Regions from separate parts of the Homo sapiens genome. Here region 2 is linked to region 1. Evidence: chromatin contacts called from ENCODE Hi-C data. All regions are on one chromosome and are shown on one strand. Each heading gives the region's core, a stretch centred on a gene start or an enhancer-like site at or near the end of the contact. The rest is flanking DNA. Distances are from core to core; before and after follow the strand shown.

Region 1 (6,145 bases), core at 1,567-4,066:
AGAGCACTAGGGTCTCCTGACCTTGAGAAGCTCCCAAAACAGGGCCCCTGTTCCATCACACCACAATTTGAGAGCAGGACTTTGCCTCCTTTCACAGGCGGCGGGGCGGGGAGGTCTTTAATTTTCTAGGGTTTAGGGAGAGCTTCGTGCGGGAGTGTCTCTTTCATGGGAGTGTTTCTTTCTGATGCCTGCTGCCTTTACAGTTCAGAAGCATGTGTTTTCTGGAGGGTGAATACTTGTTTGTCTGCCTGATGGTCAGTCTGTGTCTCACATTTCTCTGTCTCTGCCCCTTTCTCCCTAAGAACCAGGATGTGGTCAGTCCCACACTGGCTCTTCCATGGTGTCTTCCCCGTCCTGCCTCAGGGACAAACCTCTTCTGCTCCTTCCTCCCCCTTGTCATTGGCTCCATCCCATCCTCACCATCTTCTTGCATCCCTCATCCTGCCCCTTTCTTCACTCCACTTGTGGAATTCATGGGGCAACTCCCCTGCGCTCCTCAGCCGCACTGCATTCTGCCCAGCGACAGAGGAGGCACTAGGGCTTTGGTGCCTTCACCCCTGGCCACCCTGTGCTGTGGCCAGCTGCCACTTACTCATTGCATCTCCTCATTTGATGTCCTCTTCCTCGTCTGTCTGTCCATCTTGCACACTGAACAGAATATCACCGCGCCCTACAGAGCACCTGTGTACACAGTTGAGCAGGCCAAAAATCAGCCATTTGTTGAAATAAATGACTAAGAGTAACCCCTCCAACCCTGCTTAGAAAATAGGTTAGGGCAGGCCGGGCACGGTGGCTCATGCCTGTAATCCCAGCACTTTGGGAGGCCGAGGCGGGCAGATCACAAGGTCAAGAGATCGAGACCATCCTGACTAACATGGTGAAACCCCATCTCTACTAAAAATACAAAAAAAAAAAAAATTAGCCAGGCATTGGTGGCAGGTGCTTGTAGTCCCAGCTACATGGGAGACTGAGGCAGGAGAATGGTGTGAACCTGGCAGGTGGAGCTTGAGCTTGCAATGAGCTGAGACTGTGCCACTGCACTCCAGCCTGGGCGACAGGGCAAGACTCTGTCTCAAAAAAAAAAAAAAATAGGTTAGGGCATAAAATGACTTGGAATATAGTATTAGTACTAGCAGCAATAGTAATAGTAGTAGTACTGTTGTCATTTAGTACCATGGGCTAGTTTAGACAGACCATTGAGTTTTAAATCAAAAAAGAAAAATAGGGCTGGGGATGGTGGCTCACACCTGTAATCCCAGCGCTTAGGGAGGCCAGTGCAGGAGGATTGCTTGAGACCATGAGTTCTAGACCAGCCTAGGCAGCATAGTGAGACCCTGTGTCTACAAAAAATTTTTAAAAGGCTGGGCATGGTGGCTCACACCTGTAATCCCAGCACTTTGGGAGGCCGAGGCAGGTGGATCACGAGGTCAAGAGATCGAGACTATCTTGGCCAACATGGTGAAACCCTGTCTCTACTAAAAATATAAAAAATTAGCCGGGTGTGGTGGCGGGCACCTGTAGTCCCAGTTACTCAGGAGGCTGAGGTTGGAGAATCATTTGAACCCGGGAGGCGGAGGTTGCAGTGAGCCGAGATTGCACCACTGCATTCCAGCCTAGCAACAGAGCGAGACTTTGACTCAAAAAAAAAAAAAAATTAAAATTAGTTGGACATGGCGAATGCCTGTGGTCCCAGCTACTCAAGAGACCAAGATAGGAAGATCTCTTGAGTCAGGAAATCGAGGCTGCAGTGAGCTGTGGTCATGTAATGGCACTCCAGCCTGGGCAACAGAGCTTTACCCTACCTCAAAAGAAAAAAAAATGGATTGGGGGGGTGCAGGGAGGGAGAGAGAGGGAGACAGAGGTAGAGACAGAGACAGAGACAGACAGAACGAGAACTGGAAATACCATTTTAACTTGTTTTGTAACTGCCAAGCAGTTGCCCTTTCTGCCACTGGGTGATGCTCTTGTAAACAGTGAAACCCAGCAAAGATGCCGTATTTGGGGGGAATTTTGTAAAGCTTCCTTTTACGTAAGTGAAAGTCATGCTTTTTCAATCTGAAAACTTGTATACAACTTCAATTCCAAAATACTCTGTCTCTGAAATGCCTTCCCATCCATAACACCCTACCCCCAACCAGCCACTTGGACACCATAAGGCCAGACTCTTGTCCTACTGTATCGCTGTGTTTCTCCATTGGTCTGTCACTGAATATTTTATTCAAATAGATTGTGATTATGAATCATTCTGTGTGACTATGATACAGATTTTATATTTAAATTAGGCTCATTTAAACTCACTAGGAGAAAGAGAAGCACCAATTTCATAAAAAATCCATGGATAAGGGCTTGAAATGAAGGTCAAGAAAGAGGCAGTAGCAGCTGTCTTTTGTCTGGGTTTCACTGAATGACTTGGTCTCTGCGCTTCTCCCCTCACTTCACTTTGGATGAGGTTAGGGTGGGGCAGAGTCTTAGAATGTAGGAGAGCCCCATAGTCATCAGCTCTGTAAGGTGTCTGTGCTGGGCCTGTGGCTCCGGAAGGGGCTGGTGTGGGTGATGCAGAGACTCAAGGGTCCTGTCCTGTACAGTGACAGCAGGGATGGTTAATCCCTGTGACTCTGAGGGGTTAGAAATAGGGGTCTTGGAAGTGGGCTCTGCATGGTCTGGAGAGGGAAGAAAGGCTTAGGACGCACATCGGTCAGGTTTCTGTCTGCTAAGCCGGGGGAAAGCCATGTGACCCTGGGCAAGTTACTCAGCCTCTCCTGACCTCAGCTTCTTCATCTGTGAACTGGGAGTTAGAACAAATGACCACAAAGTTCTGTTCCGTTTTCATCATCTGTAACTCTCTAAGACAGCGCTGTCCAGCAGGACTTCCTGCCGTGGTGAAATGTTCTCTGACTGCACTGTCTCATACGGGAGCCACTGGCCGCATATGGCTAGTGAGCATGTGAAGTATGGCTGGTTTCTTGTCTTAATTTATTTAAATTTAAGTAGCCACATATAACTAGTGGCTACCATACTAGACAGTGCAGCTCCACGATACAGAAGAAACTATATTCGATAGAGGAAAATGTAACAAGATCTCAGCGTGGCAGTTCATGGATGTCACAGGCAAATCATGCCAACTAGGAATAATATAAATTCTCCTGAACGCACAACAACAACAGTCCTGTTTCCTTTGAGGAGGCAAGAGTCCTATGAAGCAGAACCATCCGCAGAAGTGAGACAGAAGGAAAAAAGCTTTCAGAAGGGATGGGCTGTGCATCTGCATGAGCTTGCCTGGCAGAGCCTGGTTCAGTAATGAAACCACCAGAGGAGCTGGACACATTTCCCTGTCACCCTTCTAAAGCAGCGGGGAAGGGAGCAAAGTTTTCAGCAGTTTCCAGATCCACCCTGCCTCCTATCCCTTTTCCCCAAAACCATGTGACAGTGTCTAGGCCAGATGCGGTCAGGGGTGGTCAGTGGGCCCTGGGTGTACTCAAATCCCGCTGACAACCTATGCAGCTGAGGTTCCAGGGAAACATACAGCCCCCAGCTGCCAGGCCCCTACAGTCAGTAGTGTTTGCTCTAATAAAATATTAACCCAGTTATTAATATCTCCTCCTTCCCCATGATGAAGGAGTTTATCCGAGAACAATCCGGCACAAAGCTACCTGACCCAGAAGTCATCCAGTTCTGTGTCTCCATCTTCAAATGCTCCAGGCTCCTGCTCACCTGACGGCGTTGATCAGCAGCTCTTAGATGACTTCCACAGGGTGACCAAAGGGGGCTCCACCGAGGACGCCAGCCAGTACTACTGTGACAAGGTGAGCGAGCGCAGGCAGCCGGGTGATCCACACACCCAGGGCTTCCCGGCCTCTTGTGGGCAGCTGAGTAGCTCTAACTAAATGAAAATATCTTATCACCAACTGCTGGAGAGAGATGTGATGCAAATGACCACTTTCAAACCGTTTTCCAGAATGATAATGGTGACAGCTACTTAGTCTTGATCCGTATCACACCAGATGAAGATGGAAAATTTGGATTTAATCTTAAGGTATGTTGTGTATTTATAAAGGAAGTTTTGTGCTGGGAAGCAATCTTTCAATGAGTTTTTAATTTGCATTACAAATGTGCTGCATTCCTGAGCTACATAAGGAAGTTGGTTCAACCCTCAGAATTGAGAGTTGGGGGTTTTTTTTGTTTTTGTTTGGTTTGAGATATTTGGGGTTTTTTTTGTTTTTTTTTAAAAACTCACTTTATCGCCCAAACCTAGAGTGCAGTGGCACGATCGCAGCTCACTGCAGCGCTGACCTCCCCAGGCTCAGGTGATCCTCCCACCTCAGCTGGGACTATAGGGATGCACCACCATACCCAGCTAATTTTTTTCATATTTTTTGTAGAGATGGGGTTTCACCATGTTGTCCAAGCTGGTCTCAAACACCTGGCAATCTACTCACTTTGGCCTCCCAAAGTGCCGGGATTACAGGCGTGAACCACCGCACCCAGCCTAGAATTGAGAGGTTTTTTTTAATGTGGCCTTAACAGCTGCCGAAGGCCAAGTGCCTGCTCTGTGCCTGGCATTGGCTATCCACTAGATTCATAGCACCTTCTTAAGTTCTGATAACAAGTGGTAAGGTCAGTATTTTTAAACCCATTTTGCAAATGAATACTGAGGTTCCCAGAAATGAGGGCACACAGTTGGCAAACAGATCTACCCACTTCAGGAATGCTATTAAGAGAACCCCTCAGCATTGCTAAAGCTGATAAGAGAAAAACAATTCAAGTTCAACCTGCAGGGCCACCACTCTCCTCCAGGCACCTTTAAGCAGGATCTGCAAACTAAACCCACAGGCCAAATCCCATCTGTTTCTGTAACTAGTTTTTTTGGTAACAGCCACAGCCATTTGTTTACTGGTGGGTTAATGACTGCAGAGTTGAGCAGTTGAATCAGAGCCCTCACTCCCACAAAGCCTCTCTGGCCCTTTACAGAAAACGTTTACTCATCCCTACTCTAGGACAAAGTGAGGGCAGGTGGTCGCCTACCCCCCAGCTGCCATCATGCACAGCCTCATCTGCCCCAGCAGCTGTGTTGAGGACCAGCGCTCACAGGCCAGATGCGCTCACAGGGTGTGCCCCCTTCCCAGGCCTCGCTCGCCTCTGCTGAAAGCCCCTATATATATATATATAAAGCCCATATATATATATATTAAAGCCCATATATATATATAAAGCCCATATATATATATATATATATATTTTTTTTTTTTTTTTAATTATTATAAGTTCTAGGGTACATGTGCACAACGTGCAGGTTTGTTCTAGCAGCACTCGAAGACATGCTGTGGAGTCCCTCTCTGGGGGCATCTGCGTTTTTAAGGAGGAGCTTCTCTCTGAGTGTATCTGTTAGTTCATGGACTGTGGGGATGGCAGAGGGAGGCTTCTGAACAGAGTCCTGGTCAGCCCGCTGGATCCAGAGGGGTCAGGAATTTGTTCCATATTTCTGAAATGACGTGTGATTCGAATCAGTCATAGTGAAGTTTGAAGCCTCCCTGTACCAAAGACTCACATTTATTGGTACCTCCATGTTGTTGATGCTGTGAGCTACTCGTTTTTTTGTTTGTTTGTTTGTTTAACTTAAAAAACTTTGTTTTGTTTTTATTTTAAAATGTTTACAGGGAGGAGTGGATCAAAAGATGCCTCTTGTGGTATCAAGGATAAACCCAGAGTCACCTGTAAGTAAATACATTCCATGTTATTCCTCGTGTTTGTTTGTTTCCCCCTAATTCTAACAGGTTTCTGTTTCTGAGTCCTGTTTCTTTTTTTGCCAGAGCAAAGAATGTGCTTAGATATACATCACCATGTTTTCTATAACCTTGCGGCTCAGTGTGGTCTTTGAAGCCATAGCACCCATGTTACCTGGGACCTCATTAGAAATGCAGCATCTCTGGCCTCAGCTTAGGCCTGCTGAACCGGAATCTGCATTTTTAACAAGAGCCTTGAGTGGTTAGTGTGCATTCAATTTTGAGAAGTCCTTTTCAAGAGAAGGAAACTTAGGCAGTCTGCTGTTCTGCTCACTCTAAGTGGGCACGTGGGCCCTGTGCCTCTTCTCACCATCTTTCCACCAGTGCCCCTTTTGTCATCTGTGTAGGCCTCCTAAGAAGAGCAT
Region 2 (5,938 bases), core at 1,277-3,776, 500 kb before region 1:
ACTTGGTTTTTAATTGTTTTACTGTTTGGAGAGGGTCTTGTCTGTGAACTCAGGTGGGCTTCATTTTTCCTTCCCCATCAATGATGATAATAATTATTATAATACTAACAATTCTAATATTGTTTTTGCTAGATACAGTAATATATGTAACAATAATAATCATAAGGATTAGGATTATTGAGTGCTTACTGTGTGCTTGGAACTGTTATGAGTGTTTTACGTACATTATAATACTTAATCTTCACAATATCCCATGAAGTAAAAAAATCTGCAACTCCCATGACACAGATGGATGGATACACAGAAAGAGCACTGACTTGTCCAGGGTTGCAGAGATGATGTGCAGCCAGAATTTGGACCCTGGTGGTCTGGCTGGGGAACCAGTACCCTTTGCCCCTATCCTTGACATCCTCCCATGACCACTTGCCCTTTTACCTTCATTCCCTAAAGAATGCACATTGCAACACAATATATATTTTTCAAGCTCACAGAAGCACAGGTCAGACTGGGAGTAGAAGCCATTGAACTTAATTGCTCTCCAGAAACATGAAGTCCTTGAACTGTCCTCCACCCAACGATTATTTCACACCTTCTTGAACTTCTCCACACATGGGGAGCTCACCACCTCCCATGGCAAGCCAATCCCTCTTGGGACACTTAGGCCCATCGTAATGCCCACTCACAGATTTAAGCAATGTATCCCTCCCTATATCTTTCATTATCTGAGTTCCATCCCTTGAAAGGGCAGAGATCAAGTTTAGTAAACATCATGAATTATAAAGGCTCCACTCTGGGAAATGGGAAGATCTGGGGCAAACAAAACTTATTTTCCATGGTGGAGTACAGATACAAAGAGGTCCAGCAGTAGGAGGTGGTAGAAAGAGCAGAAAAGGAAAGGAGTAGAAAAACCAAGGGGAAAGAGGACTCCTGGGACCCTTCATGCAGTGAACTCAGCACCAACTAAAAGAGGAGGCAAGAGAAGCAGTAAAGAAGTGCTCACAAAATTCTCAGGACCCTATGAACACTTCTGAAAAAGGCTTACGCAAGACCAGCATATTCCTGACGATGGGCTGAGCCTTTATGAAATAACTCACTATTGAGAGACATAGACTAGGGTTACGCCCTACCCTATAGCCAAACACATTGCTACTCAGTTGACATGGGTTTGAATCTCAGTAACTACTCTCCGAATAAAAGGAGATGCTGACCAACTGGCTTAAGGTGCTTAATTCAGACCTGTTCTCTTCTCTGGAACTGCAGTTTCATAGTTGAGCAGTCAAGTGGGGTGCCTGTCTGGCCAACCTGCCAAAACAAGAACCTCAGAAGAAGTGTTTGCTGCTCAGAGGAGAGGAAAGCTGCCCACATGTTTATGAATTCAGCACAAGTAAAAGTGGAAAGGGGACTGCTAAGTTGCTCAATTTCCATCCTCCCCTTCTCTCAAAGCAATGTCATTCCTGTGGCTGAGCTGGGCATATGGCCACACAGAGTAAAGGCCACATCTCTCAGCATCCTTTGTAGCCACATGCTCTGGCCAAAGGCATGTAAGTGAAAGTGCTATATGTCAGCTCCTAGAATCTTCTTTAGCCCTTTCTTCTCCAGTTCTTTCTTCATCCTTTGCCTGAAATGCACATGTATGCAGCTGAGGCACAAACTGCCATCTTGGTCACTGTTGACAAGGATCAGTCTTTAGGGTTAAAGTGGAACAGGTCTGGGTCCCTAAGGAATTCACAGGGCACAGCCACCAAACAGCTCTTAACTGCATGCCTGTGGATGTTTACATAACTGCAGACCTGTGGATTTTTATTGAAGGGAGAAATAAGCATCTTGGCCGGGCGCGGTGGTTCACGCCTGTAATCCCAGCATTTTGGGAGGCCGAGGTGGGTGGATCACGAGGTCAGGAGATCAAGACCATCCTGGCTAACATGGTGAAACCCCATCTCTACTAAAAATACAAAAAATTAGCTGGGCGTAGTGGCGGGCGCCTGTAGTCCCAGCAACTCGGGAGGCTGAGGCAGGAGAATGGCATGAACCCAGGAGGCGGAGCTTGCAGTGAGCCGAGATTGCGCCACTGCACTCCAGCCTGGGCAACAGAGCCAGACTCCGTCTCAAAAAAAAAAAAAAAAAAAGAAATAAGCATCTTGTTTAAGCCACTGTTATTGTGGGTCTCTGTTCCTTGCATCCACATGGAATCCTAATTAATACAAGACACTTACCACATATTGTTGAATTTGAAGGAATGCTCTTAGAATTGTGCTGAGAATTAGGGATCACAGCTAATCAGAGCTTAGAGTCTTATCCATGACTCAGCAGCAGAAGAAAAAAAAATGAGCAATTGCAAGGTTGTGAATTCATTACTGCTAATCAACGCCTGTAAATGGGGTTGGCTGGAACTGTGCTTTGCCCCCCTTCTACTCCCCAAATCTCTGCCACATCCAAAGTCTCAGCAGAGAAGTTTCTACTCCTTGCACAATTATAATCACCCATGTCTTAGCATCTCTTTGGTGCGCTATTTGTGTCCGTCTGGCTTCCTGCCAGAGCCTTTGCCAGCTGAATTATATCAGAAAGAGCCAAGACATGCCTAAGTATACATTTTAAACACCTTTCCAGCCTTGCAGTGCAGCGAGCTGATCGCTCCTATAAATAAGACTTAACAACATAGAGCTCACCCATGACCTTGAAGTTTCAGTTATGTGGTGGGAAGAGAAGACTGATCACATGTGGTTCAGAAGTGAGTGTGGGGACAGGGGCTAAGGTGGCAGGCAGCTGAAAATTTTGCCTGCCCAGGGTCCCTCTGCCCTTTTCTTTTAGGAACAACATCCAGCTCCTCCACTGGGAAAAAAGTCTCTCTAGGGTTCCTTGTAGATTTGGTGAAACTATTGGTCAGAAGGCTCACATCCCTGGCCAAGGAGTAGAAACATATCTAAGCTAGGCCAACTGAACTCTTGCCCAAAGATCTTTGTCTTGAGAGAAGTGACTCAAAGAATAAAAACTAATCGGGGGTGAATTCGTCCCATGGTAAAACTCTGAAGAGACCACTTCATTAGTTCCTGCTGCCTGGAATTCCAGATCTGTCTGAGATGTGATTATCTGACCCCTTCTTCCATCCTAAGAATATTTAACCTCATCGATCTATCTATCTTATCTGTCTGTCTGTCTGTCTATCTATCTATCTATCTAATCTAGCTCTCTAGCAATCTATCTGTCCTATCTATCATCTATCTTAATACCTCCATTTCAATATTCTAGGTAGAACACTGGGAAGAATATTGTTTTCATGCAAATCAATGCTACAAAATTCATTTTCCACATTTCAGGAAGACAGCGCATTTGTTTCTATGGCACTCCACAAATATTTATCCTTTGTGACTCAATTTGTAAGGAAACAGCTTCCTTTTATTTAGATGAGTCTATCTGGAGTCACGGCAGATCATTTGGTATTTTAATATGAAAACATGTTAATGGCCCTTAAGTAAACAGAGGATTTCCACTTTTCCTTATGAAAGAACAGGGCCTTCCTTGACTGTAAGGTGTCAGTGGAAACTCAAGCCCATTTCCTCCTCTTTTTTTTTTTTCCTCACGTCATCCCTGAGACAGAAATATGGCAGAGAAGACAAGGGTCCCTTTAAGAATTCCAAAGGTCCAGCTCACATCCTTTCCTGGTGGCTCCCTCTCACCTCCTTCCCAAACCCCATCAAACTTCTTCGGCTGGAAGTTCACACCCTCCATGTTCTGCTCCCACCCCTTTCCAGCCTTATGCCTTCCTGTCTTCAGCCAAGACCTCAAACTGCTCCTGACAAAGCCAGGAAGGACTCCCCACTCTCAACTCCATTGTCTGAAAACAGATATCATAATAAAAGCCCAAATCAAATTACATCTCTTTAGGAATGTTTTCCATAATTCCCCCAGCCCCCCAACCCAGCCTGGTATGTTCATTCATTCTGATTCTCCACAGCATTTCTAACTTTTGGTACACTCTGCCTTGTATTAGAGTGTTAAAAATATATTTATCCTTCCCAACCCTATCTATACCTTCTCCCAAGTGCAGGCTTATTAAGAGATAGGACTATATATTTTGTGTTACTGTACCTCACATTCTTCCCTGTACATACAGATGCTCAATAAATATTTGTTGAGTGCATAAAAAGCAAAGCTACCCAAGAACATGCTTCTAAAGGATTCTATAGTGAATGTAACTTGGAGATGGTGATAGTAAATGTAATTTTTAAAATCTTGGCTTGGTTTTTCTACTTTCCCCTCAAATATACAAATTTAGATATTCAGTGAGAAAAAAGAACAATATTGGACTGATTTATATCTTGATCTAAGTATACAGCTGGGACATGGCAGCACTTTTCATTATTGATGGTGATGTAATCATATTGAAGCCCAAATACAAATAAATGAAAATTTCTCTCTCCATAAGTGTGCTTCAGCCCATGGAGACACCAGCTTTTCTCTCCTTTTCATGTGTATTTACTCCATCTGGAATCACATGACTCACACTATCAGAATCTGTGCAAGTGGATTTCCGTGTAGGAAATCATTTCCAGGCTTGAGCTGAGCACTGATTTCTTTGTTGTGATTCTTATTTGAGTCTGTTTCATCAGAAATAAAGAGTTTTGATTACAGGAAAGTGAGATTATTTCATTTCAAAGCAGTACTTTTCTCAATAGCTTAAACCCCCTCCTTTTCCCCCTAAAAATGTCCCTTTTTTCTAGGAAGAGAAAAAGTCCCATCCAGCCACACCTTCTGACCTCCAGCCTCTGACTCAGACTGTCTGTTGAAGGCCAGCGCCTCCACCCCTGCACCTGAGCTTGTGCAGACTGATCTGGGAGGATACCCCATTAACTATCCCCTCTCCCCTGTGTCTTCACCTCTCTCCAAGATGCCTCCTTCCTGCTAGTCAATAAACAAGAATTATCTCTTTCCATACTAAAAATAAGTGAACTTCTCTTGACCCTGCATCCTGTTCTAGTTGCTGCTGAATCCCTCTTCCAGACTTCCCCAAGGCCAGTCATCTCTTACTGCCTCAACATCCTCACATCCTGACCCCTCCTCAGCCTCAGTCCCTCTGCACTCACCGCCCTGCTGCGTCTGCTCCTAGTCAAGTCCATGCCTCAGCCTCAGTCCCTCTGCCCTCACCGCCCTGCTGCATCTGCTTTTAGTCAAGTCCATGCCTCAGCCTCAGTCCCTCTGCCCTCATGCCCTGCTGCGTCTGCTCCTAGTCAAGTCCATGACTGCCACGTCCAGCGGACCCTCTTTGGTGTGGATCTGTTTGACTTCTTCGTTTTTAAAAACATATTTGATCACTCTTCCTCCATGATGAAGAGACCATGACGCCATGTTCTCCATATGGGCACCTCTTCTCCTACTCTACCACTAAAGGTTTATTTGTTTTATTGTTCTTATTGATTAACATTTAATTCTTGGCTACTCATGTCCAGCCTCATGCTTTAATTCCTACCGAACATGCTTAAATCTATCCAAACTATATCTTCAGCATCTCTCCTGAACTCCAGCCTTTATGTACAATTGTATTTTGAATGTCTCCACCCGGATGGTCCACATACACAACATATACAGGACCAAACTCATCTTTCTCCATAGAGCTGCTCCTCCCTATTCTCTAGCTCAGATGCTGGTACCACCGTTAATCCATTCTACTTAGGAGGGAAACCTAGATGTTGTCTTCACCTCTGGCTTGACCCTCGCTTACTATCATCACGTACATGTATCTTATTAGTCACCAGGTCAACTAAGTGTCTTATTAGCCACCAAGCCAATTTGCCCCACAAATCTCTTTTCATAGCTGCTTCTCTTCAGCCCTAGTATAGGCTCTCTCCTAAATGCCTGCAACAACCTTCTAACCAATCTCTCTGCTTCTATGCAGCCCCATCACCCTAAAATCCAGAATGTGCCTAGACACACCACAATAGCA

What was found. A loop is a pair of places that touch in the nucleus more often than their neighbours do. Pooled maps may share reads with other maps.
Region 2: a loop to region 1 is called in a map with no recorded cell type, with 4 times the contacts of the local background. The contact joins two enhancer-like sites. A Hi-C loop is called at or near these places in 10 of 37 single-sample maps with no recorded cell type and 7 of 50 pooled maps.

What each region holds. Positions count from the first base shown.
Region 1 is chr9:109,407,887-109,414,031 of GRCh38, reverse strand. PTPN3 (protein tyrosine phosphatase non-receptor type 3) reads left to right here. Exons shown (of 26, transcript NM_002829.4): 15 at 3,617-3,803; 16 at 3,956-4,033; 17 at 5,655-5,711. Among named protein-coding and RNA genes, the nearest start is that of PTPN3, 87 kb to the left of the region's middle. RefSeq lists enhancers at 2,078-2,177, 2,698-2,817. Within about 2 kb of position 2,816, at least 2 of the 41 ENCODE cell types and tissues checked have a DNase peak (open chromatin) inside an H3K27ac peak, as active enhancers do.
Region 2 is chr9:109,909,944-109,915,881 of GRCh38, reverse strand. All of the region lies in intron 3 of PALM2AKAP2 (PALM2 and AKAP2 fusion), which reads right to left. Among named protein-coding and RNA genes, the nearest start is that of PALM2AKAP2, 130 kb to the right of the region's middle. Within about 2 kb of position 2,526, at least 13 of the 41 ENCODE cell types and tissues checked have a DNase peak (open chromatin) inside an H3K27ac peak, as active enhancers do.